2 separate regions of the Homo sapiens genome follow, and region 1 is linked to region 2. A link is a loop called in an ENCODE intact Hi-C map of the cell type or tissue named here. Cell type or tissue: HepG2. All regions are shown on one strand. Links, peaks and the distances in the headings refer to the core of each region. The heading gives the core; the rest is flanking DNA.

What was found. Peaks named below come from ENCODE experiments on the same cell type or tissue, not always from the same donor. Only the 100,000 strongest peaks of a DNase experiment are listed, where the experiment ranks them.
Region 1: a loop joins it to region 2, with 2.3 times the contacts of the local background. A loop is called at or near these places in 2 of 110 quality-filtered maps.

The regions. Positions count from the first base shown.
Region 1 is chr13:27,119,435-27,131,967 of GRCh38, reverse strand. All of the region lies in intron 1 of USP12 (ubiquitin specific peptidase 12), which reads left to right. USP12-AS1 (USP12 antisense RNA 1) reads right to left here and starts at 6,435. Exons shown (of 3, transcript NR_046547.1): 1 at 6,392-6,435. RefSeq lists a silencer at 748-797 and enhancers at 828-897, 5,645-6,144. In HepG2, for the core only: no CTCF peak of the experiment used is centred there; a DNase peak (open chromatin) is centred at 5,867.
Region 2 is chr13:26,985,469-26,998,001 of GRCh38, reverse strand. No RefSeq gene overlaps it. Among named protein-coding and RNA genes, the nearest start is that of USP12-AS1, 130 kb to the left of the region's middle. RefSeq lists an enhancer at 397-666. In HepG2, for the core only: no CTCF peak of the experiment used is centred there; DNase peaks (open chromatin) are centred at 5,981, 6,341, 6,811 and 9,451; H3K4me3 peaks cover 1,595 bases.

The DNA.
Region 1 (12,533 bases), core at 2,248-10,247, 130 kb before region 2:
GGAGGTGGCCTGTGGAAGGAGAGTTGGGAGGTAGTGTGTGTGTCAATTTCTCTTCTTGCAAAAGCACAGAATTAAGAGCTGTTGACTGAGGCATGCAATATATTATTTAAAGTTATGATAATCATTATTAAGAACTAAAACCGTTAATGGGTATTGTCTCCAGGGAAATGAACCTTAAGAGAGGGAGTGGTGAATAATACTTTGAGTTTTACACCCTCTTTACAGTTTGAATTATTTTTAGATTGTGAACTTAGAGTACTTATAAAATAAAAGGTTTTATACAAAGCATATGAAAGGGATTTGGTGCTTGTTCTGATATTTTAACTGTCCATAGGAAGCTAACCTCAGACTTTTACATAGGTTAAAGAGTGGTCTCTTTTCCATTTACATAGTGGCTTTCAAAACCAAGTGTACTTGAACAAGGTACTTCACTCTACTGGGGCAAGTTTCCATCACGTTGCTCACTTTGGTAAAATGATTACTTAGAAAAATCCAAATGACTCATGTTTCTAGTCATACCTTTACATAATGCTTTACGTTTTACAGCACTTTCACATTCACTATTTGATTTCTGTAACCCCGAGGTAGGCAGAGTAGGTATTTTCCTGTATGATATGGTGAGGAAACTAAGACTGAGAAAGTGACTCACCCAGAGTCACGTGGTTTGAGAAGTGGTGGTGGAGCTCACTGCTCACCCTCTCACCAGGAGGGTTTCACACCTGTGCAGCCTTCTGGCCTGCTATGGCTAAAGTGTCTCTTACCAGTTCTTACCTTTCTTCTTTGTAATGTACCCACACTCAAGTTCCCATATTGACTGCTTCCTGCATTCTGAATTTGTATTCAAATTGTGTTTAACATATGTAAATCTGTGCTTATTTTAAAAAATGAATTTTACTGCATTTTGAAAATGCCACACATAAACTTTGAGTGTCATTCAGCTCTTGTTATTTCTATAGCTGCACAACACTATTCCTTCCTTACTTTCATGAACTGATCTTTTCATCCAGAATTTTTCTGACACCCTTGTTTTTAAGCGTCACGGCTTGCTGAAGCAAAGTGGTGGAATTTAAATGTTGTTGCCTTCAAGAATTAGCTAATCTTTTGGACTTGTGATACTTGTGTAATCTTTTTGGACTTGTGATTTGACCTCATTTGATCCCTGCAGAAATGGTTCTCATCCAGGAAATTTGAGATTTCAACAAGTGACTCACTGAAAAAACCACGTTAGTCGTGGGGAAGTAAGCGTGCTCAGCTCTTGTTTTGGGACCCCAGTGTGATACCGTTGATACGATTGATTTAATAATACCTTTGACTAGTCATTCCAGTGTCTGGAATTCCTCAGGGATGGTTTCTGTCAAATTCTTTTTTCCTGCAAATACACCATATTTTCCTTTTTTTTTTTTTTTGGCATGTTTTGTGATTTTTTTTGTGTGTGTGTGAGAACTGAACAGTTTGAATGTTGTAATGTGGTGACTCTGAAAATCAGATTCTCCACCTCCTCAGTGATTGCTTTTTTGAGGCTTGCAGTCATCCATTTGTATAATGACTTTTCTAAACCAGTTTTGCAAAGTCTGTATTCCTTGTTGTGTGTGGTCACTGAAGTTTCTGTCTTACTATCTCTGGACAGCTATGACTTGATAGAGATTTAGTATAATGTCTGGATCCCCATCCCCCTCAATAAAGGGAAAAAAACAAGAAAGGTTGCAGCCTAAGGGGACAGAAACAAAAGCAAGAATCTGTGCTGTTTCCCCAGGCTACTGCCAGAACTGAGCAAAATGCACAATCCTAAATTGTTGAGGGCAAGGTTCCCGCTGCCAGCCCTGTTACTAGGCAGCTGCTCTAGGAGGTGGTCCTGTGCCCGCCTCTGGGGATGCTGAGGAGTAGGGAATAGTAGCTGGTTTGCATGCTGTGCTCTCTTCTCCCTTCATCAACTACTGCCCTGGGTGTTTAATGTCTGATTAGGTTCTAAGGTTCAGAATAGTTGATTCTGATGTATTTTTCAGCTTAATGGTTTTGGTGGAAGGACTAACCCTGGGAGCTTTCTACTCTGCCATTTTTCATGTTGGTCACTCCACTCGTATGTTTTGGATGTGACCGTGCTTCATGCCAGTTGGCAGCCAGTTCTTTTCTACTTCCCCACCATTTATCAAAGAGTGGTGCTTTCTTGTTGTTGAAAAGACCGAAACTACATTAATGGAATAAAGTTCTTTGCAGCATTTCTCTAACATCCTTCACAAAAATTATGCATACATTTATTTTTATTTGCTATTATTATTATTAAGAGATAGGGTCTCACTCTGTCGCCCAGGTCATAGTTCACTGCAGCCTCGAACTCCTGGGCTTAATGATCCTCCTGCCTCAGCCTCCCGAACAGCTGGGACTACAGGCGTGCTCCACAACATCCTCTGTAGAGACAGAGTCTTGCTATGTTGCCCAGCCTTCTCTAGAACTCCGGGCCTTAAGCAGTCCTCCTGCTCTGACTTCCCAAAGTGCTGGTATTATGGGCATGAACCACTGCACCTGGCCTACGCATAGCTTTAGAGTGACACTGTCATTTTATGAGCTGTTGATGGTGTGGTTACTAAGAATGGTTTTTATTTTTGCAGAACTTAAAAGTTGTTTTCAGTTCTTCCACAGTTTTATAGCTGGAAAATGGTAAGAGAGAACCACATTTTATAGGTCAGGGGAATCGAGGTCTAGAAAACAGGACTGGCAGAGATGCTGCTTTGTTCTTTCCACTTAACTGTGGTTTAATATAATATTCCTGTTGTCTCAGTGACACGGAAAGAGCTACAGGTCACTTTCTTATTGTGGTAAGAATGAAGAACTCTTTCTAGATAGTTCACAATATGAGTACTTTTTTTTATTTGAAGTGTATGGAATATTCCGAGTATTTGATAAAACTATGTAAGTTTGATGATAATTTGCTTTTTATTAGGGTGAGTCAGAGTCTGCATATGGAATCTGGAGTATGAACTCCGTTACTATTAAACTAAGTCAGTCCATAATGTAATTTGTTGATTTTGGTTTCACTTGAACTTAATAATACCTTGTATTTATATAGTGATTTTCTTCTCAGGAGTGGTAGGTACTTTACAGATACTTTATTATACTGTAACATAGGTGCTGGGAAAAATAGAAGCGTTCATGTTTTTATAAGTGGAAAAGCATCAACACAGGTTTTCTCACTGAGCATAATCACAGAAATCTGTTATCCAAGTCAGGTGTCTGAAGGGTACGCAGGGTGGCAATCCAGGGATCCTTGCTTTTTATAGAGCTGAAACATTATTTGGTGGAATAGATATAGAAATTATCAAGAATATGGTAGAAAGAGCTTGATGAAACATTCTTGTAATTTGTTCACCAAAGTGGGTGAATCCCTGCATTGAAGACAATGTGAAGATGCTGAAAAAACACATCTTGCCCACCCTTTTTGCCTTAGGTAAGGTGCCAGTTACGGAGTTCAGATATAGTTATGTTTTAAATGTTAGCTATCCATGAGAGTATTTTATTAATTTTTTGAAAGTTTTTTGTATTGTTAGGAAAGTAGGATCTGTAAAGTTTCATCGTGCACTCAAGTATGTTCTTATGCTGAGTTTGGTCATATTTGAGAATTTTCCTTTTGATGTTATTGTTAAGCCAAATGTGAAGGCTTGACAGAGTGGTTCTTGGAAAAGCCAGTATTATTACTACTGTTACTTCTAACAGAGATGAAGTAATGAGATTTCTTTCATTAGCTCATTGTCTCATTGTGAACATTTACAGATCAAAAGCTTGTTTTTCGTTCGTTTATTTTTTTGGCATCCAGTGATCTTATATTTCCATATCTTGACTGAGTTAAAAGACTTAAGGTAAATCCGAATCTTCTTTTGTTCTCTCTAAATATTCTCTATAACACATTTAGCCATGAATTATGTGGTGAAACTTTTCATTGAAAATACTGAATAAAATAATCGGAATACTGTGCTTTTTGACATGTCTAATAGGAACATTGAGTTTCTAGTGGACGTTTGAACTTTTGAAAGTTAAAATTACATGCCTGTTGGTTTTGGCTTAGTTATTTAGCAGTGAATTATAATATTGATTCAGATATGTAACTTGTTTTTTATTACATAAGTGGAGTCCTCTGAGTAAATTTAAATTTGCAGTTACTTGCGCAGTGATTAATCATAGAATTGGATTTTTTCTGAAGAGATGAGAAATTTAGATGTTTAATATGTTACATATGTGCTTCTGTGGTGGCAGTTGAAGGAGAAAGTAAACTACTTTTAATTTCTTCTGGGAAGAAATTCAGTTTTTGAGAACTTGCCAGAAATCTTCCCTATCAGGTTGAAGATTTTTAGGAGGGATATGGAGGGTAGGTGGGAGAATGGGATGTATACACAAACATAAACACTACTGGACGGCAAAATTATATTGTTTCTCTTTCTTCCTGCAATGGAACAAATGGTTTTCAGAAGACCTGTGATAGGAATAGAGGCAAAGGCCCTTTGATCATGTGATTATTAGAGCTTGATAACTGGTTGTACAATATTTCATTTCTCTCAGACTTAGCAACATGTTCTGACTTCTCCATTAGTGTTGGCAGCTGAACCTCTCTGTTCCCTTTTATGTCATTGGTACCATATATCTTACTGAGGGTCACTTTGCTTTGTGCCGATTTCTGATTTTAAGCCTTTTGCAAGCTTCTGCCATGTGTACCACAATGGTGCAATGCCAGTTTTAGGTCTAGACCCTTCTACTTTTTATGGTGCACATTTTAACTTTGATGGGATAGTTAAAAACTATGAGATTTCTTTCAGTAGCTCATTGTCTCATTGTGAACATTTACAGATCAAAAGCTTGTTTTTTGTTTTAACATAGAGGAGGCCACTAGAGGAGGAAGTATAGACCAAGACTCTTAGGATGACTGCAGATCAGTGCAGAACCCCCAGATACTTTCCCTCCCAGCCACAGAAATTGTGTCAGGACTGTGTTTTTTGAAAGACTCATCTGAAGGAAGGAGTAATAGATGGCATTGTAGTTGGGATGGAGGAAGATGGGCAAAGGAAGTTTGCTTTGTGCCTGTTGTGCCAGGCATTGTTCTGAACATCTTCTATACATTTTTCACAGAAACAAGCCATGTTGCAAGTCTTGTTTGCCCTTTTTTGCAGATTAGTAATTTGGAGCTCAAATGTTTAGAACAAATATTTGTTCTAAATTTAAACTTTGGTAACTCTACAGTAGTGCTGCTATTTTAGAATTGTAGCATTTTGGGTTTGCAATAGGTGCTACAAATCTGGTCTCCTGTCTTGCTGATGAGAAAACTGAGGCAGTGTTTTATTGCAGTGGCTCAGTAGTTTAGTTTATATTAGAATGGGGACACGAATGCAGCCTCCTGGTTTGAAGGCTGTCACCCAGTCCCCTGCCCAGCCTGCGGTTGGAACGTTTAAATGCCTACTCTTTGTAGTTCAGGGTTTTCATTGTACCAACATGAAAAGCTATAATGAAAATACCCCTAAAGAAAGAGTCAAAGCCTGGCTTGTTTAGTTCCATCTGTTTGTGCTATTCCTTTCTGTTTGTTTGTTTTCCTTCTCACAGGCCCCTCAGCTGCAGGTCTGTTGGAGTTTGCTGGAGGTCCACTCCAGACCCTGTTTGCCTGGGTATCACCAGCAGAGGCTGCAGAACAGCAAATATTGCTGCCTGATCCTTCCTCTGGAAGCTTTGTCCCAGGGGGCACCAGCCTGTATGAGGTGTCTGTCGGCCCCTACTGGGAGGTGTCTCCCAGTCAGGCTGCACTCCCAGTCAGGGACCCACTTGAGGAGGCAGTCTGTCTGTTATCAGAGCTCGAAACACCATGCTGGGAGAACCACTGGTCTCTTAGACCTGTCAGGCAGGGACGTTTACGTCTGCAGAAGCTGTCTGCTGCCTTTTGTTCAGATATGCCCTGCCCCCAGAGGTGGAATCTAGAGAGGCAGTAGGCCTTGCTGAGCTGTGGTGGGCTCCGCCCAGTTCAAGCTTCCCTGCTGCTTTATGCTGTAAGCACAGAACCACCTACTCAAGCCTCAGCAATGGCGGACGCCCCTCCCCCTGCCAAGCTCCAGCGTCCCAGGTCAATCTCAAACTGCTGTGCTAGCAGCGAGCAAGGCTCCCTGGGCGTGGGACCCATAAGCCAGGCACGGGAGGGAGTCTCCTGGTCTGCCGGTTGCAAAGACCGTCAGAAAAGCACAGTATTTGGGCAGTAGTGTACCCTTCCTCCAGGTACAGTCACTCACAGCTTCACTTGGCTAGGAAAGGGAAATCCCTTGACCCCTTGCGCTTCCCGGGTGAGGGGACGCCCCACCCTGCTTCCGCTCACCCTCCGTGGACTGTACCCACTGTCCAGCCAGTCCCAATGAGATGAACCAGGTACCTCAGATGGAAATGCAGAAATCACCCGCCTTCTGCATCGATCTCGCAGGGAGCTGTAGACCGGAGCTGTTCCTATTCGGCCATCTTGGAAGCAACTCTCAGTTCCATCTGTTTGTGAAGCCTTTCCAAGTTCTCCAGCACTCAGTGTTGTTCCTGTCCAGACTTGCTATAGTACATCCTGTGTTGTGACATAGTTTTGACACTTATTCTCTTATCTCTACATCTTTAAATTTATTTTTAAATGGATTTTTATTTATATGTAATCATGAAAAGCTAATTTTTATTCACTCTCTACTCCCCAGTTGAATTATGATTTTGAAATTTTTCTTATGCTTTTGTATATAAAATTTAAAAAATTTCAACTTAGAGTGATAAATAATATGAAACCCAATACATACATACATACTTACATATTGAAACAAAAGTTTCAGAAGACTTTGTTTACTCCTAATAAAGATGTGTGTCTGATCTGTTTTACTGAAAAAGAAGATGGTAGTGGTCCACTGCAAAGACCTCACCACTCACTAATGGGTGTCACACTTTAAAAGTCATGTTCTCCAGTTACTAGCACAGGGCTAGAGAGAACACAGGTAGTCAGATACTGAATTTCACATAACCCAAGGCCTACTACTTTGATACTCTTTTTATGATTCCTCAAACTCATTGTATAATGTGTTTTGTCATAAATATTCTCATTGCCTTTGATTCAGTTTCTGGGCACATGGTGTTTTCTAGAACAGGTATGAGGGTTAAGCCTTCTCTTTGACTCTTCGCCCTTTCTCATTTATGAGATGAACTTGTTTCACCTTTATACTTTGGATTCATCTTTTTACAGCTCACATTCACTTCTTTGTTGTGTTTATACCTTCACACCGTCACATGGGCTGCTTCCTGTGCCTCCAGAACTTTTCTTATTTTACCAGGTCACGTGCTTTTCCCACCTCTGGGAAGCTTTTCCTGCCTGATTTGGCGGTTCTCCTTTGTGTACTGACCTGATCTAACTTAAAATGATACATGCTGCATTCTAAAATATGACTTGAAACATGAAACTGGAACAGTGTATTGAATTTTCTCTTTATTTATATTAAAGTTGTGTGGAAACTAATAGTTTGGCTATTTAAATACATTTTCCAAATGATAGATGCACATTCTTTTATGTTTTCATCATTTTTAATTTCTTGGTAAGGTGTATTGTTCTCTACTTTATAAAATAGTATATACTGAATATAACTTTTCAAAATGACATATCCTCATAGACACCATTTTTTAGCCATAATCTGGTTTTAGATGTAGATATTGTGGGCCAGGAGATTTTTAAGTTAAGGAATTACATTAATTCCAGATTGAATTGTTTTCTTGAAAACATTCCTGGTTGTTAGTTTACTTTTGTGTGATTTTTATCTTTTTCATAATGGCAGAGTGAAAGGAGTGAAAGGTAGTTAGTTGTATGTTTTCCATGATTGACTATGTAAAAATTATTTAATTGCAGGATAGCCATCTCCCAGATTATTTTTTTCCTATTTGCAGATATTTTTGGGTTGCTCACACATTTAATATATAGTTACTTTTATATTATCAAAATAATAGGTCAAAGGTATCTTTGTAATTTCAACCTATTATTATTTCACTTGGATGGTGATTTCTGGGTGTGAAAAGGACAAGACCTCATCTTTTCAAGAATTCATACTAGGTAAGTTAAAGGAGATACTTGCCCCATTGCCTATGTATTAGTCCATTTTCATACTGTTGTGAAGAAATACCTGAGACTGGGTAATTTATAAAGAAAAAGAGGTTTAATGGACTCTCATTTCCACATGGCTGGGGAGGCCTCAAAATCATAGTGGAATGCAGAAGATCAGCAAAGGCATGTCTTACATGGCGGCAGGCAAGAGAGCGTGTGCAGGGGAACTGCCCTTTGTAAAATCATCAGATCTCATGAGACTTATTCACTATCACAAGAAGAGCATGGGAAGACCCATGCCTTTGATTCAGTTACCTCCTACTGGGTCTCTGCCACGACACGTGGGAATTATGAGAGCTACAATTCAAGATGAGATTTGGGTGGGGACACAGCCAAACTATATCAGCCTACAAATTCTTAGTATTGGATGGCTATTGTTGAGGATATGATGCTATTTCCTAACTCATTCAGGACTTTGTTAATGTTTGACTTTTAATAGACTATCCAACATTGTATATTTAATGTTTTAATGAAATTGGAAGAGCTGATAAATTCATATGTTGCTAAAAATGTGGGGATGGAAGGTACTATAGACAGAAGTTTTACATCTGAGGAAACTGAGGTCTGGAAAGAATGATTTGTTACAGGTCATTTATAATTTAATGTCATGGCCAAGACCAGACTCAAGTCTGTAGCTTTGCTAGTTCAATGATACTTGTAGTATACCATGGTCTCTCTACAGCAGTTCTGTAATGAATCCATTCTCCCATGAAATCTTCTCTGTAAAATATTTTTTTTTTTTTTTGAGATGGACTCTCACTCTGTCATCCAGGCTGGAGTGCAGTGGTGCGATCTCGGCTCACTGCAAGCTCCGCCTCCCAGGTTCACGCCATTCTCCTGCCTCAGCCTCCCAAGTAGCTGGGACTAGGCGCCTGCCACCAGGCCTGGCTAATTTTTTTGTATTTTTAGTAGAGACGGGGTTTCACCATGTTAGCCAGGATGGTCTCAATCTCCTGACCTCTTGATCTGCCTGCCTCGGCCTCCCAAAGTGCTGGGATTACAGACATGAGCCACCGCGCCTGGCCACGTTTCCTGTTTTTAACGAAACTTGAGTTTTCATTAATAACCTTACATTGACAGGAATATTGGCTAAAAAGTACTATCTGATATTAACCTTGTTTAGTTCTTAAGCACACCCATTAAAATTTTTTTACTTAAATATTTATTTATTTATTTATTTATTTTGAGATGGGGTCTCACTCTGTCATCCAGGCTGGGGTGTAGTGGCACACTCCCGGCTCACTGCAGCTTCCACTTCCCAGGCTCATGTGAACCTTGCATCTCAGTCTCCCAAGTAGTTGGGACTACAGGTGCATGCCACCATGCCTGGCTAGTTTTTTGTATTTTCGGTAAAGATGGGGTGTATTAGTCCGTTTCCACACTGCCAATAAAGATGTACCCAAGACCGTGAAGAAAAAGAGTTTTAGTTGGACTTACAGTTCCACATGGCTGGGGAGGGCTCAGAATCATGGGAGGAGGTGAAAGGCACTTCTTACAGGGCGGTGGCAAGAGAAAGATGCAAAAACAGAAACCCCAGTTAAAACCAGTTCTCATGAAACGTATTCACTACCACGAGAACAGTATGGGGGAACCACCCTGATGATTCAAATTATTTCTTACCAGGTTCCTATGGAAGTACAGTTCAAGGTGAGATTTGTGTGGGGACACAGAGCCAAACCATATCACGGGGTTTCGCCATGTTGCCCAGGTTGGTCTTGAACTCCTGAGTCCACCTGCCTTAGCCTCCCCAAAGTGCTGGGATTACAGGCACGAGCCACCATGCCTGGCCACACCATTGAGTTTTTACTTCAGCTTTTCCAACTTTTATATTTTGAAGTTGTATTTAGTTCTTTTTAAAAGTCTGCTTAGAGTCTCATCTTTGTTCTTATAATCAATTCATTGCCATTTCTTGACACATATGAGACATTTGTTTTACATCCTGTGTCTGTTAATTCTGGTATTTAATTTTTTTTTTTGAGACAGAGTCTCGCTCTGTCTCCCAGGCTGGAGTGCAGTGGCATGATCTCGGCTCACTGCAAGCTCTGCCTCCCAGGTTCGCGCCATTCTCCTGCTTCAGCCTCCTGAGTAGCTGGGACTACAGGTGCCTGCCACCATGCCCACCTAATTTTTTGTATTTTTAGTAGAGACGGGGTTTCACCGTGTTAGCCAGGATGGTCTCGATTTCCTGACCTCGTGATCCACCTGCCTCGGCCTCCCAAAGTGCTGGGATTACAAGCATGAGCCACCACGCCTGCCTTAATATCTTCTTGAGTTTCATTCTGCTGTCTGCATTTCTTCATGGGGCTCTTATTCATGGGGCTTTCTTTTCCTGTGTGTTTTTGTAATTTTTGACTTATGAACTCAAATCTCTTGGCTTGTATTTGTAGGAATTCTTCGTGGGTGGATTGAATTTGTCTCATTCCAGAGCGAATTTGTAATTCTGCCTTTTGTGGAGTGGAAGAGGTGGAAGGAGGGCACTCTCAATTTAGGATTTCTTTGAATTCTCTACTGAGGTTTTTTTTTTTTTTTTAAGATCACATAGTCAGTGGAAATTTGGGTCACAGACTTTTACGAGGGCCTAGTTATGGTTATGAATTTTGGGAAGATGTTTCTCCTTTCTCCCTGTCTCTACTCCTAAGTGCCAAGGACAAGTCAAGCAAGTTATCTTGCTGTTTCTTGTGGTATGGGATTATTACTGGTTCCCTTATGCATTGAAGAGAAACCCTTTAGAGATCTCGGCTTCATGCTCATCTCTCCTGTTGTCCTCCCTGTCTTGAGTGGACCCTAAGTTTTAGCATCTGTTTCCTGCATACCGTTCCATTCAGCTGTTAGAAGAGAATTTAAAGGTCACTAGGGTCAGGAAATACCAGCAGTGGGAAGTCTTTGGTGTTTGCTTATCTCTCGTAGTTCCCCCATCACTTTTGTTTTTTGATTTCTGCAGATTATTTTATCACTAGCTCAGTTAATTATTATTTTTTAAATTTCACCCATCTTTTGGTTGTTTTCATCAGAAGGGCCTGAGTATCTCATTACTTCTTCATGATGAATTCTATAGTAAGGGTACTAAGTCTAATCTTTTGCCTAAGTTACAAAAATGGGGACAGAAGTCAGAAAAAAATGTCTTCTTCCATTTGTGTATGTCATGTGCTCAGACAAAAATAAATTAATTCTGATACCTATGAAGGCTCCAGAGCAGAACTTTTTTTTTTTTTTTTAGATGGAGTTTTGCTCTTGTTGCCTAGGCTGGAGTGCAGTGGCGCAATCTTGACTCACTGCAGCCTCAGCCTCCTGAATAGCTGGAATTACAGGCGCCCACGACCACCCCTGACTAATTTTTTGTATTTTTAATAGAGATGGGGTTTCACCATGTTGGCCAGGCTGGTCTCGAACTCCTGATCTTAGGAGATCCACCTGCCTCATCGTCTCAAAGTGTTGGGATTACAGGCGTGAGCTACTGTGCCTGGCCTGGAGCAGAACTTAACTCACCATCACGCCTTCTCTTTATCCCAGTAAAGAATCACTGATTTCATAAAAGCTATTGTTAGTTTTGATAGGGTCGTACTTCTCAAATGTGGGAATGGAGCTATTATTATTGAATGTTTACTTTTTCTAGGCTCACTTTAAATTTTTGGGTGATTATGTGACCATTATGTGATGTAATAGAATTTGTCAGCCTTCAACAAAATCCTTCAGGAATGTCTTAAAGATGGTAACAATCATACAGTAAAATTTTGACTTTCCAGTTGGTTTTTCACCAGTTATATCTAACTTTGGTGTTGAAAACACTGTTAAATTTAAAAACAACTTAGCAGAAACCAGTTGCTTAGTATAATCTTTTGCCTTTTTAGTTAGCGTTAGGCTAGAGAGAGGAGTGTACCCTGATCATTTCTGTTAAGGAAAACCTTGAATGCATGCAATAAGCATGCTTCTCCTGCATCTGCAGAATCTGCTGCGCAGTGTCATTACCACAGGAAGGCATAGTTTATGGTGCTATGCCTTACTTTAGAACTGTAATAAGGTGAGTGCTCTTCTTTCTTTGTACTTCTCATTTCGATCTGCTACCGTCAGTCTGTCCTAGCCATCATTCTTCAAGCTGTTGAATTGTGGGCTTGGCATATATTGGTTGTCTTAGACTTCCCTGGAGTTTTGTGTTAAAACAGTAATGTCTTCAGAAGCATTCATGAAAGTGATCGGAAACGATAGAATGTTGAGTGAGAAGGGATTTTAGAAATCACATAATCTTTTAATTTTCTGAATAGTTTTAGCCATGAAAATCTTAGTTCATGTAAAGCCTTACTTGAAAACCCAACAGATAAATTTGGAACTGGGAGTTTTGAAAATCACTGAGGATTCTGACCCCTTTTATTTTGCAAGTGAAGATTCTTAAATCCAGAAGGGTTAA
Region 2 (12,533 bases), core at 1,688-9,687:
GGAGATGGAGGTTGCAGCGAGCCAAGATCTTGCCACTGCACTCCAGCCAGGACCAGATGCCTAAAAAAAAAAAAAAAAAAAAAGGAGAGAGAGAGAAAATTCTGTGTTTCTAGCTTTTTTTTTTTTTTTTTTCCTTGAAGAAGCTCAGGAAACAGAAGCAGATGGAGGCTGGTGTTAGATCCAGCTCTAACCCCACTGCACTCATCATTCTGGATTGTATTTTTGTGCTGATCTGCCTTCGTATGAGACAGGGGGACAGGTGGGTCCAAATCTGGGTGGCAGACCCTCAATTGCTACTTCCTGATGAATATGTAAATGAGCCCTTGGGACGTGTTTTAGAACATAGAACACCATGGTCTTCAGATGCCTGGCTGAGCAGGGCCTGGTGACTGCTGAACCAGTGGTCAACTCCTCAAACCCTTAGGGACGTGGCGCTTCCTCAAGGGCAGGATGTGGGGTTGTTTTGCTTCTGTTTTAGGAGGTTATTCTTGTTTCCTTAAAGAGATAGTGAATTCTCTCATGTCAGAGACCGTGGCATGCGCCTCTTTCATGGGAGATGCAGAAAAGCTATGAAACAAGCTGTCTGAAGCAGAATTGAAAGGGGACAGGGAGAGATGGGCAGGCAGGAGGAATTTATTTTGTGCTGACTGTGCAAGGTGCAGAGCTAAGGCTTTCCATACACATTACATAAACTCACCCTCACCTGCCCCCACCCTAAAAGACTCTGAAGAAAGTATTATTATGCCCATTTAAAAAATATTAAAAAACCAAAAGCACAGAGAGACTGTCTCATCCTGGGGTTTGGTTATGATGTGGCAAAGCTTGGTTTGAACACTGGTGTGACTTCCCTAGTCTAGAGTTGTTCATGCTGAGATGGGACCAGTAAACACAGGGAAGCTGACATGTACCCTAGTATTTAGTAATAGATTCTAAATGAGTCTTCTCAGAGATGTACGTGTCACAAAAGATACATCACAGTTGTGGGAATTCCACAGTTTGGAAGAGGCAATAAATCCTTAAAGAATTTTTGTATCATTTTATGTTAATAGAAATTTTAAATATTTTAAATATATAACTTACTATATTCCAGGCAAAATGCTAAGTGCTTTGCGCATCTTACCTCATTTAATACACACACACACACACACACACACACGTGATCCAGTGAGGCAGGTGCAAATATCATCCCCATTTTGCAGATGGTGAAATTAAAGCTAAAAATACCACAGCCAAGAAAATCTTGAAAAAGAACAAAGTTGGAGGACACATGCTCCCTGATTTCAAAACTTATTACAGAGCTACACTAATCAAAACTGTGTGGCAGTGGCATAAAGAGAGACATATAGACAGATGGAATGAAATAGAGAGCCCAATAAACCATTTTTGGTTGATTTGTCATATATGGTTGAATGATTTCAACAAGGGTGTCAAGACCATTCAATGGGGAAAGGGCAGTCTTTTCAACAAACTGTGCTGGGGAAACTGGATATTCACATGCAAAAGAATAATGTTGCAGCCTTACTTAACATCATATACAAAAATTAACTCAAAATCAATCAAAGACCTAAACGTAAGAGCTATTACTATAAAACTCTTATAAGAAAACATAGGGAAAACTTCATGATATTGGATTTGCTAATGATTTCCTTTGTATAACACCAAAGGCACAGGTTAAAAAAATAAATAAACTGGACTTCATGACCATTAAATACTTTTGTGCATCAAAAGATACTATAAATACTGTAAAGTGACAACTTACAGAGTGGGAGAAAATATTTGCAAATTACATACCTGATAAGGGATTAATATCCAAAATATATAGAGAACTCCTAAAACTCAACAACAAAAAAGTCAACACTCAATGCAAAAACATCTAAAGGACTTGAATAGATATTTCACTAAAGAAGATATACAGATGGCCAATAAGCACATGAAAAGTGTTCAATACCTCTAATCATAAGAAGAATGCAAATAAAAATGATAATGAGATAAAACCACACACCTGTTGGGATGACTACTAACAAAACAAAACAAAACAACACAAAAAACAGAAAATAACAAGTGTTGGTGATCATTTGGAGAACTTGGAAACTTTGTACAGTGTTGGTGGGAATGGAAAATGGTGCAGCTGCTGTGGAAAACGGTATGGAGGTTTCTCAAACAATGAAAAATAGAACCACTATATGATTCAAAAATCCTACTTCTGGGTATATTCTCAAAGCAGGGTCTTAAAGAGATATTTGTACACCCATGTTCATAGTAGCATTATTCACAATACCTAAAACATGGAAGCAACCAATCCAAGTGCTCAACAATGAATGAATGGATAAAATTCATTCAAAATTCAAAATGTGGCATATGCACACAATGAAATATTACTCAGACTTAAAAAGGAAAGAAATTCTGGCATGGGTTACAACATCATGAACCCTGAGGACATTATGGTAAGTGAAATAAGCCAGTCAAGAAAGGACAAAGACTAAATTACTCCACTTGTATGAAGAACCTAGAGTAGTCAGATTCATAGAAGAGAGAATAGAATGGAGGCTGCCAGGAACTGGAGGGAGGAGAGGCTGAGGAGTGGTTTAATGGCTGTAGAGTTTTAGTTTTGCAAGGTGGAGAGAGTTCTGGAGATGGGTGGTAGTGATGGTTGCACAATAATGCGAATGTACTTAATGCCACAGAACTGTCCACTTAACAGTGGGTAAGATGGTAACTTTCATGTAATTTTTTTTTCAAAATAAGAAGTTGGGGTAAAATACGGATAGTACATGATTTGCTTTGTCATGGACTAGTTAACAATGGAGTTAGGATTTAAAGTCAGGTTTTTCCGATTCCAAAGCTATGCTGGACACACGGTGCATTGTGTCTGTTTGTGTGGCTCACAGGTGGCTTGATTAAATATTTTGCCACCGAGGTGGCTGTGTGTGTGGCACATGGCCCTGAGGTCCCTGGAAAGCAGCCACCTACAGATACGGGTGATGCTACATGCAGAAAGAGAGCAGGGGACCTCCAGGAAGAGCCTGAGGAACTCGACAGAAACCATGGGGATGATGAGATGTGAGGTGAGCACGGAGATGGTGATAATGATGAGCATGGGCTCACATCTGCATTGCTCCATGACCGCAGAGGGGAGCAGAAGGGGACCCCGCCGGCCCTAGGCTCCTGTCTGCAGCCCAGCCCCAGTGCCTCTGCTTCTGCCGCAGAGCAAGGCAGAAAGAAGTTAGGCTCTGGCTGGAAAAATTAAACAAATGAGATAGAACAAATCCCTAAGTATGCCTGGAAAATTCCGCTGGCTAATTAGAAATGCTAAGGATGCTAACAGAGCAGACATAAAGTTCACAAATGTGGTGAAATCTCTTTGTATCTAGATCTGAAACCTTGCTTTTCAGATAGAGACACTGGGGTAGGGTGCCAGTCACTTAGAAATCATACCAGCCAACATGTAAGGACCGACTGTGTGCCAGGCCCTGATATAAGCCTGTTCTGTGTAGCACCCCTACCTTCCCTCATTCTCAGGAGGTAGTGTTGTGGATTGCTGAGCCTTCTTCAGCTGAGCTCCTCCTTGGATTTCATGACATACCACAGATTCCCCTTGATAAATCACTTTTTTTTTTTTTTTGCTTAAGCCAGTTCAAATGGGTTTCTGTTACTTTTGTTTGTTTGTTTGTTTTGAGACAGGGTCTCACTTCTCACTCTGCCACCCAGTCTGGAGTGCAGTGGTGCAGTCACAGCTCACTGCAGCCTCGACCTCCTGGACCCAAGTGATCCTCTTGCCTCTGCCTCCTGAATAGTTGGGACCACAGGTGTGCGCCACCACACTCAGCTAATTTTTTAAAAAATTGTAGAGATGAGGTCTCGTCATATTGCCCAGGCTGTTCCTGAACTCCTGAGCTCAAGTGACCTTCCCATCCTGACCTCCCAAAGGGCTGGGATTACAGGCATAAGCCACCGTGCCCAGCTGGGTTTCTGTTACTTTTAACCAAGAGTCTGTGACTGAAGTGGTTGTACCCATTTTACAGATGATGAAACTGAGGTTTGGGAAAATTAAATGATATTTCCAAAGTTAGCAAATGATGGCACCAGAATTTGGCCCCAGGGTCTTTTTGGCACCAAAGTCATCCCCCTCAGCCATGCTGCCTCCCCAGGTGCTGTCTTAGGTGGGTAAGGGCACCTCACCTGGTGGGCAGGTGGGCAAACATCGCCCCTGGTCTAAGTGGAAAAAAGAAGGAGGAGCTGGGCAGAGAGGTGAGGTTGGCGACTGAACAGGCCTGCAGGGACAGCTTTAGCCAGGGGGTGCAGGTGCGGGAGGACCACTAGGGAAATGGTTACCTGAGCTTCTCCGACAGAGGCCTTCATCCCCTGGCATGCTCAGAACATTAACAATCAGCCCTGCCCCTTCAGCCCCAAGCGGAGACTCTCACTCTGGGTTATTAAATCACAAGCACTGGCACAGGGCTTGCTGATGCAGGTTTTTGAAAGAAGTAGGATTCAAAATCAATATCTCATTTTGAAAACCATTAGCTTAAAGGCAGTCTTGGCTGGAAAGCCCTGGGGTGGATTTTGATCTCCTACCTTCCTGGTCCCTGCCCTGCCCTGCCCCAATCACACACCTGCACCTGCTCCCACCTACCTGGTCATCAGAACCCCTGTCTGCTGAGGAAAAAATGTCCCTGCCAAGGGACCAATGACTTATCCCAGGCACTTGCCCAAGCATGTAGGTGCTGCTTTGGAACAGAGAAGTCTCCATGTGAGTTGTTTGCACCCCCAGTCCCTCCCTGCATTTTGGGATCACCAACAGGGCTCTGTGGCTGGGAGGGCTCCTAGCAAGAGCTGCATTAGGCAGCCCTGGCCTCGGGAGGTTTTTCCACAACTGAAGGATGGTCTGTGGGATTGTGGACATGTTTGCTCTGCCAAAGGAAGCCTGCCTTGCCTATTTTATTTTTTTAAAGACAGCCAGTTATGTGTCTAAATATAGACAGAAAACTTTTCTGACTGGTTGTTGCTTTCTCTCTCTCTCTCTTTTTTTTTCCCAGGCTGGAGTGCAGTGGCGCGATCTTGGCTCACTGCAACCACTGCCTTCCAGGTTCAAGTGATTCTTCTGCCCCAGCCTCCCGAGTAGCTGGGACTACGGGCAAGTGCCACCATGCCCAGCTAATTTTTGTATTTTTAGTAGAGATGGGGTTTCACCATGTTGGTCAGGCTGGTCTTAAACTCCTGACCTCAGGTGATCCGCTCGCCTCAGCCTCCCAAAGTGCTGGGATGAGCACTTTGGGGTGCTCCACTGCACCTGGCCTGGTTGTTGCTTTCAAAGAGTATGCTGAGGCTGGTTGGAGCAGAGCGAAGTTAATACCTCCACCTGTCTTTTTACCTGGGCCATTGACCCAAAAGCAGAGGCCGTCAGGAGAGAGAAACCTCATGCTGGGTAAAGCAGGTAGCTGTGCCTGGCCCTCTCCTGTCTCTCTGGCCTCAGTGGATGAACTAGCACCACCCAGGGACTTACCCTTTCCTGGGCAGGTGTGGGTTACCACCGCACCCCCTTTGGCATTCTGAGATAAACCCTGGGCTGTTCTTAAAACACAAGGACTTAAAGATATTGTGGAACCATTGTAATATAACAGAGAAAGAGCAATAACGGAGGCCCCATATTAATGGAAAACAGTATGGAGATTTCTCAGAGAACTGGAAATAGGACTGGCATTTGTTCCTGCTGCCCCATCCAAGGACGCAGGGTCCAGGGACGGCACTGCTAGCCTGTGCTCTGCTCCCCATCTTGCCTAGGGAGAGCCACAGTGTAGAGGTAACTGGGGTCCCGTGTGTCATCAGGCTCTTACGGGCAGGGTACCCATTTCATAGGATCACTCGTGCCTCCTGGTCCTTGAAACATCAGTCCATCCTTGCAGAGTACAAGTGAAGATTCCATGACCAGAGGAGGAGGGGACTCATCCTGTGCCCTGTCCTTGACTTGCACAATGAACAAAGCCGTGACCAGAGCCCAGCCGGGTGTCCTGACTCAACAGCGTGGCTGCGTTCAGAGCACTTTTCCGGAGCTAGGTCCTTGCTATCCAGAGGGATCTTGGTCAACTGGACAGAGGTTGGGGGATGGGAGTCTGGAGAGGGGCTGGGGTAGGGGAGAAGGGAAGGAGACCCTCGTTCGTCTGCTTGAGGTCTTGTTTACGTAACTCAGTGGACGATGGCCTGGGCTGAGCTAGGCTGGTTTGACAAAACCACTGACCCTGGTTTCTTTCCTCTCACTGTAACTTTGTCATCTAGCAAAAAGGGGAATGACTTTGGAGGAATGTGCAAACTAGAATAGCAACAAGGTTCAAAGTTGGGGAGAGTAATTGAACAAATAAACCCTCCAGTGTTGTGGAGGAGCTGGGAGTGGGGAGGAGGCTGCTGGGGCTGGCGTGTTTCCAGACCTTTTCCATTCACTTTTGTGCCAGTTCCATTCTGGCCCTGCCTGCATTACAGGAGAAAACAGAGTGACCTCCTCCTCTCTTGGACCCAACAGATTGTAAACTTGTGCTCCAAGGTGACATTTCTCCAGAAAGGGCTGGGTACACCATAGTGGGACAGGGTGCCAGGAGACCCCAGGATGGGACCAGCCAGGTAGCTGGGTTCTCCCCCGAGCTCTGCCCAGTTACTGAAGCACCAATAGTCTGGTTCTTCCACCTGCTGGCCTCAGTTTCCACACCTGTGAAATGGTGCCACTACCAACTGTCTTACTGTCTCACAGGTGGTGAAGACCAGGGGCCATTATGAATGGACAAGTGCTCTCTGATGCATTTATTTATCTACATCATCCCCAAAGTCACTGACAGAAATACAAACAGGATCCAAAAGGTAAACAAACAAATAAGAACTTTGGAGTTGGCCGGGCGCGGTGACTCACGCCTGTAATCTCAGCACTTTGGGAGGCTGAGGTGGGTGGATCACGAGGTCAGGAGATCGAGACCATCCTGGCTAACACGGTGAAACCCCGTCTCTACTAAAAACACAAAAAAAATTAGCCGGGTATGGTGGCGGGCCCCTGTAGTCCCGGCTACTCGGGAGGCTGAGACAGGAGAATGGCGTGAACCCGGGAGGCGGAGCTTGCAGTGAGCCGAGATTGCGCCACTGCACTCCAGCCTGGGTGGCAGAGAGAGACTCCGTCTTAAAAAAAAAAAAACAAAACAACAAAACAGAACATTGGAGTCATGGAAAATGTGAGCAGGAAAATGTGATGGCATGTGGTGAGGGTGGCCAGGAGTGCTGCCCATGGCCCTGCACAGAAGGTGGAGTGACGGGCGTGTGAGGGTGTGGTGGGAGGGGACAGGGACAGGGACACAGGGAGGCCAGTGCGGAGGATTGGTGGCGGTCAGCTGCTGGCAGAGGCAGGGGCTGGAGGAGACAAGGAGGATGCTTAGGGTTTTCCAGCTTGGACAATTGGGAGCAGCAGAGCAGGAGCCCGGGCACAGAGCCACTGTGAGTTCATCGGGAGCGTGGAGGCTGAGGTGGTCCTCACATTCCCATGAAGATGTCTGCGGGGTGTAGGGGCTTAACAGATAGGTCTGGACTGGAGATGCGAATTTTCCAGTTATTGAGAATTGAAGCGATGTGGGGATGGATGAGGTCAGGTGAGGTGAGCAGAAGACAAGAGAAGAGGAGCCAGGTGGGGCTGACATTCGTTCCAGAGGAGAAGTGGCCATGGGGCTGGTGAGAGAGGAGTGGCTGCAGGAAGCTGCGGTGGCTCACAGCTGGGGTGGGGGACCGGTGCCGTGTTCTCCTGGTCCCTGCCATGACACTCCTGCCATGTGTGTTCCCAGCAATAACGGCGGGGTCTCTGGGGTTGTGCAGAAGCCTCTGAGCTGGCTTATTGCCCAAATAGAATCCATGCTTTCCTTGTTACAGTGGTTGATAATGAATGTAAATCCAGTGCCTTAGAGATCCCAGCAGCCTGCCACAGAGCGAGTCTTTCCATTGCAAGCTCATTTCCAAGACAAGGTGGGATGCACAGGGAGAGGGAAGGGGACAGTCTGCCCCAGCAAAAAGCAGGGTCCTCCTGGTTTGCAGACCCTTCACAGCGTGGGCGTGGAAGGAGCCTCACCTGTCAAGGCTGGAGACTCAATTCTGGGAGCGGAGTGTTATTGATGAGGTGCTCCAGGCCAGAGCTCTCAGTCTCGCACTGTTGACCCTTGGAGCTGGATTGTTTGTTTGCGGGGCTGTCCTGAGTTCTGTGGGATGTTCAGCAGCTTCCCTGGCCTCGGCCCACTTGATGCCAGTAGCACCCCCACCCCCAACTGGTGACAACCAAAAATGTCTCCAGACATTGCCAAATGTCTTGAGGGGAGGGGGAGGAAAATTGTTCCTGGCTGAGACCTGCTGACATAGAGTGGAGAGAGAGGATGACCTGTCTTCCCCACTCCTGACCCTGCTCCTCGCCCAGGCTCCTATTGCTGCCCCTCTGTCTTCTGGAAACAGTTTGTGTCCTGTTACTCCCCCGCTCAAAATCATCTGTGGTTCCTCAAGGTCTGCAGACTGGAGCACAAGCTCCCGGGTGCACCGCCTCCTCTCTGCACCGCCTCCTCTTCCGTTGAGTCCACCAAGCCCCACTCAGGGCACGATGGGGCCACTATCCTATGGAGGCTCTCTGGGGTGGCCATGTGGCCCACCTGTGGTGCTCCCCTCAGAGATCTGGGTCACTTACTCCACTGGCTCATTCATTCTCCACACACTGTGTGCCCCCGCTCCCAGCACGGTACGCCCCATATTTGTAAAAAACATCAGAGAACCGAGGACAAAAGAGGCAGAGCCCAAAGGCAACGATAATCCAGGGTGGCAGAAATGGAAGCAAGAGTGTTTTAGTACATGAAGCGCAGACTGATGTGAAGTTCTGAATGGAGAGTACAGATGCCATGAGTGGAATTTGTGAGAAAGCCAGCAACACACACAGACATTTTCATTTGCAAGAATTTGGAAAGGGATGTGGTTCACACACAAAAACATCATAGGATACCTTTCCCAGGAAAGTACACAGAAGTGTTATTATTCATTTTTATATCCACTGCTCTAGCAATGTTTGTGAGCTTTTCGGTGGCAGATACAGCATTTAAGGCAATCATTTGTTCAACTTATAACAACAACAGTATCGGTAAGCCTTCATGGAGCACTTCATATGTAGCAGGCACTGTCCGAAGAGCACTCGAATCTGTGAGATAGCTAAGTGTTATGGTTTTATACTTGAGGGAACTGGGGCACAGAGAGGTTACAGCATCCAAGATCATACACCAGGATCATACGGTGACAGAGCAGGAATGCAAACCCAGTGCTTGGCACATGACAAGTGCTTAGTAAATGCTTGTTGAATGAATGGATGACTAAATAAACATCTTGCGCTTTCAAAGCTCTGCACCCATGCTCTCCTTACTGAACTCTCATCTTTTAAGGTCAAAGGCCGCCCCTTCTCTGAGGCTGCCTCCCATTCTGCCCCTGCATGTGACTCTGCCTGCAGCACTTTGGGTCTCAGCCAGAGGGTTTTTTCCATTTTGTGTGATAACTCAATGAGCCCAGCATGCACCTCACCCGAGGGTATGCATGGGAATATCGTCGCATCTCTTTAAGTGCTTTGGGCTAGTAGGTGCTTAATACATGAGCATTGACTTGAACTACATTGAAGTTGTAATAGGAGCCAAGATTTTTACTGGCAGAAGTTAAGAGCAGCTAGAACCCAAAGGCCATCAGAAATGGGGCCAAAGAGGCAGTGACCCTGATATCTGATGAGCAGTTGGGAGGAGCAGAGAGGATCAGGGTCAGAGACCTGACAAGGTCCCAAGAGGACAGAAGATCAAAACTTTCTTTGGGAGTAAGGCAAAGAAAGCCTAATTTGTTGAATTAGTGAAAGTGGGTTCAGCTCAATATTTAATCTGTATCAGAAATTTGTGTTTCCATTAACAGTTGCTCTAGTGGCAACCACAGTTCATGAGCTCAGGACCAAGAGCAGAGGCTGAGATGTTTTAATAAGGTTTGATGTTGGTTAAAAATTTTAATAAGGTTTTTAATAATGTTTGATGTTGGTTAAAAAATCACGAGTGGATTGTGTTTTGCACTGTTCTAAGTTATTTACCAATAGTAGCTGTTTCATCATCATTAACAGTAGCAGCATTGTCGTCCCATTTTGCAGATGAAAAAACAGATCTACAGTGAGGCTGGGTGACTTGCCCAAGGCCACACAGCTTGAAGTGACAGAACCGGGCAGGGAGCCCATAATTCTGGCTTTGGAGTCTCTGCTCGTTACTGCAGTACTTTGCTCAGAGAGACAGCCTATCTCTGGAATCTGTGTTTCCCTGGTCATAGCAGCGGGTAATGAAGTGTGAACTTGCTGCCTTAGAGGTCTCAACAGCCCCACCGAGAACTAGTCTCTAACTCCAAACTTATTTCAAGGACCAGGCGGGACGCATAGGGAGAGACAATGAAGGCCGGTTCTCCTAGACTTATCCTGCAGCATATGGTAGGTGCTGAATGAGCTGCACGGGTAAAGCTGCTGCCCTCTGGGTCCGGTTTCATGGCCTGGGCATCAGTATCATGAGTTCTTAGAAAGCTGAGGATGAGCTGTGTCCCTGGACTTGTTAGGGACATCCACGGGTTTGCTAAGTGTATTTGCTCTGAAGAGGCAAAGTGTGAAGGAAGAGAGGAAAAGGGGTTGGAAGCGGGAGGTGGACTGAGTACAGACATGTGAGATTTGAAGAGGAAAAGAGGAAAGGATCTTCCTTATAAATATTTCAGCCTTGAGCTGAGATCTTAACTGACATATCTGAGATCTGAATATTTAATTTGATCAGCGTTTTGGTTGAATAACATCCTTTTTCTTAATCCTCTCTGGGAATCCTTGAGATGGAACCAGTGTACAATCAATTAAGAAGTGGATGACTGCTTTTCACGGCCATGCCAAGAGTGAGTCCACACATCCAGGCTCTTGGGCAAGTTATACGTGGGGACTTGCCCCTCCAGGATGCAGTCTGCTTTTTGCAGTTGGTGCACTTTCAAACCACACGGGCTCTTCATTGAAAACATAGACAGGTCCATGATCTTCATTGAAAATATATGGTGCTGGGTGAGGGGCTTAGGCCACCAACCATCACTGACCCCTGTGTCTTATGCCTTGCTAGACAATTCCTGCTGCCATCACCTTAGTTACTAGACAGACTCAATGTGCTGTAACTGTGAGCAAATTGAACCTCTTTAAGCCTCAGGTTTTTAATCTGTAAAATGGGAATAATTGTAATACCTGCCTCTTGGAGTTGTGAAAATTAAGAGAGAATGCACACCACACTTCTCCCAGGGCCAGGCACAAGGACATGCTCAGTATGTGGTCTCTAGCAATGATGACAGCAAAAGAAATACAGATCACATGATCCTGGTCCTCGCTGTGCAAGGAGCCGGGGAAAATGGAGAAAAAAAACCTAAAACGCTTTGGTGTCTCAACTGCCCATTTAGCAGTTAATTGTGTACTGTCAGATTTTGAGTGGTATCCCCTACATGTTAGCTTGCTGGTACATGTGGAAGACAACAGAAGCAGCAGGTATTTGTTGAAATTCTTCTATGTGCCAAGCACAGTCATCCATGCAGGAGACCTATATGCAGACATCCATTCAGGAGTCTGTAAGGTTTGGTCTTGGTGCTCAAGGAAATTATAGATGAATAGGGAATTCATAGCTAGAAGGCAGAGACCGTGAATCAGGGGCACTTTGTACTTTCCAACACCAAGCCACAGACCTGAGTATAGAGCCTCAATAAATATTTTCTGATAATACAGTGAAGACAATGCCTCTGTGAGTTTGGGTATCTCTCATTGCCAAAAGCCTCAAAAGTGGCCAGGCATGGTGGCTCATGCCTGTAATCCCAGCATTTTGGGAGGCCGAGGTGGGCGGATCACCTGAGGTCAGGAGTTCGAGACCAGCCCGGCCAACATAGCGAAACCCTGTCTCTACTAAAAATACAAAAATTAGCTGTGCATGGTGGCGGATGCCTATAATCCCAGCTACTTGGAAGGCTGGGGCAGGAGAATCGCTTGAACCCGGGAGGCGGAGGTTGCAGTGAGCCAAGACTGTACCACTGCACTCCAGCCTGGGTGACAGAGCAAGACTCTGTCTTAAAAAAAAAAAGAAAAATTTTTTTAAAAATTAAAAAGTCTCAAACGCATCACATCCCAAGCTATGCAATTTTTCTAACTTAGCAGAAAGAAGTATCTATATTGAAATAAATAACTGGAAATCAGAAAATAAGCCTGTCTTTCTTGAGTTCTATTATCTATCTAAGTATAGCCAGGAGTTAAGAGAGAAAAAGAAAAAAGTTGAGAAAAAGAGCTGTGATTCCTACAGGACTTTTTGCTCATTAGACTGTTGGAGTAACAGCAGAGATTTGCCTAATTTGACAATGCTGCCACACCTTCTCTGAGTCCCACGTTTCTTATTGAATTTTGGCTCAGAGAGGCTGTTCATCAGCTGGGCGGTGGTGCTCACAGAGAATAGGTTGTCTTAGCCTGACATCTACTG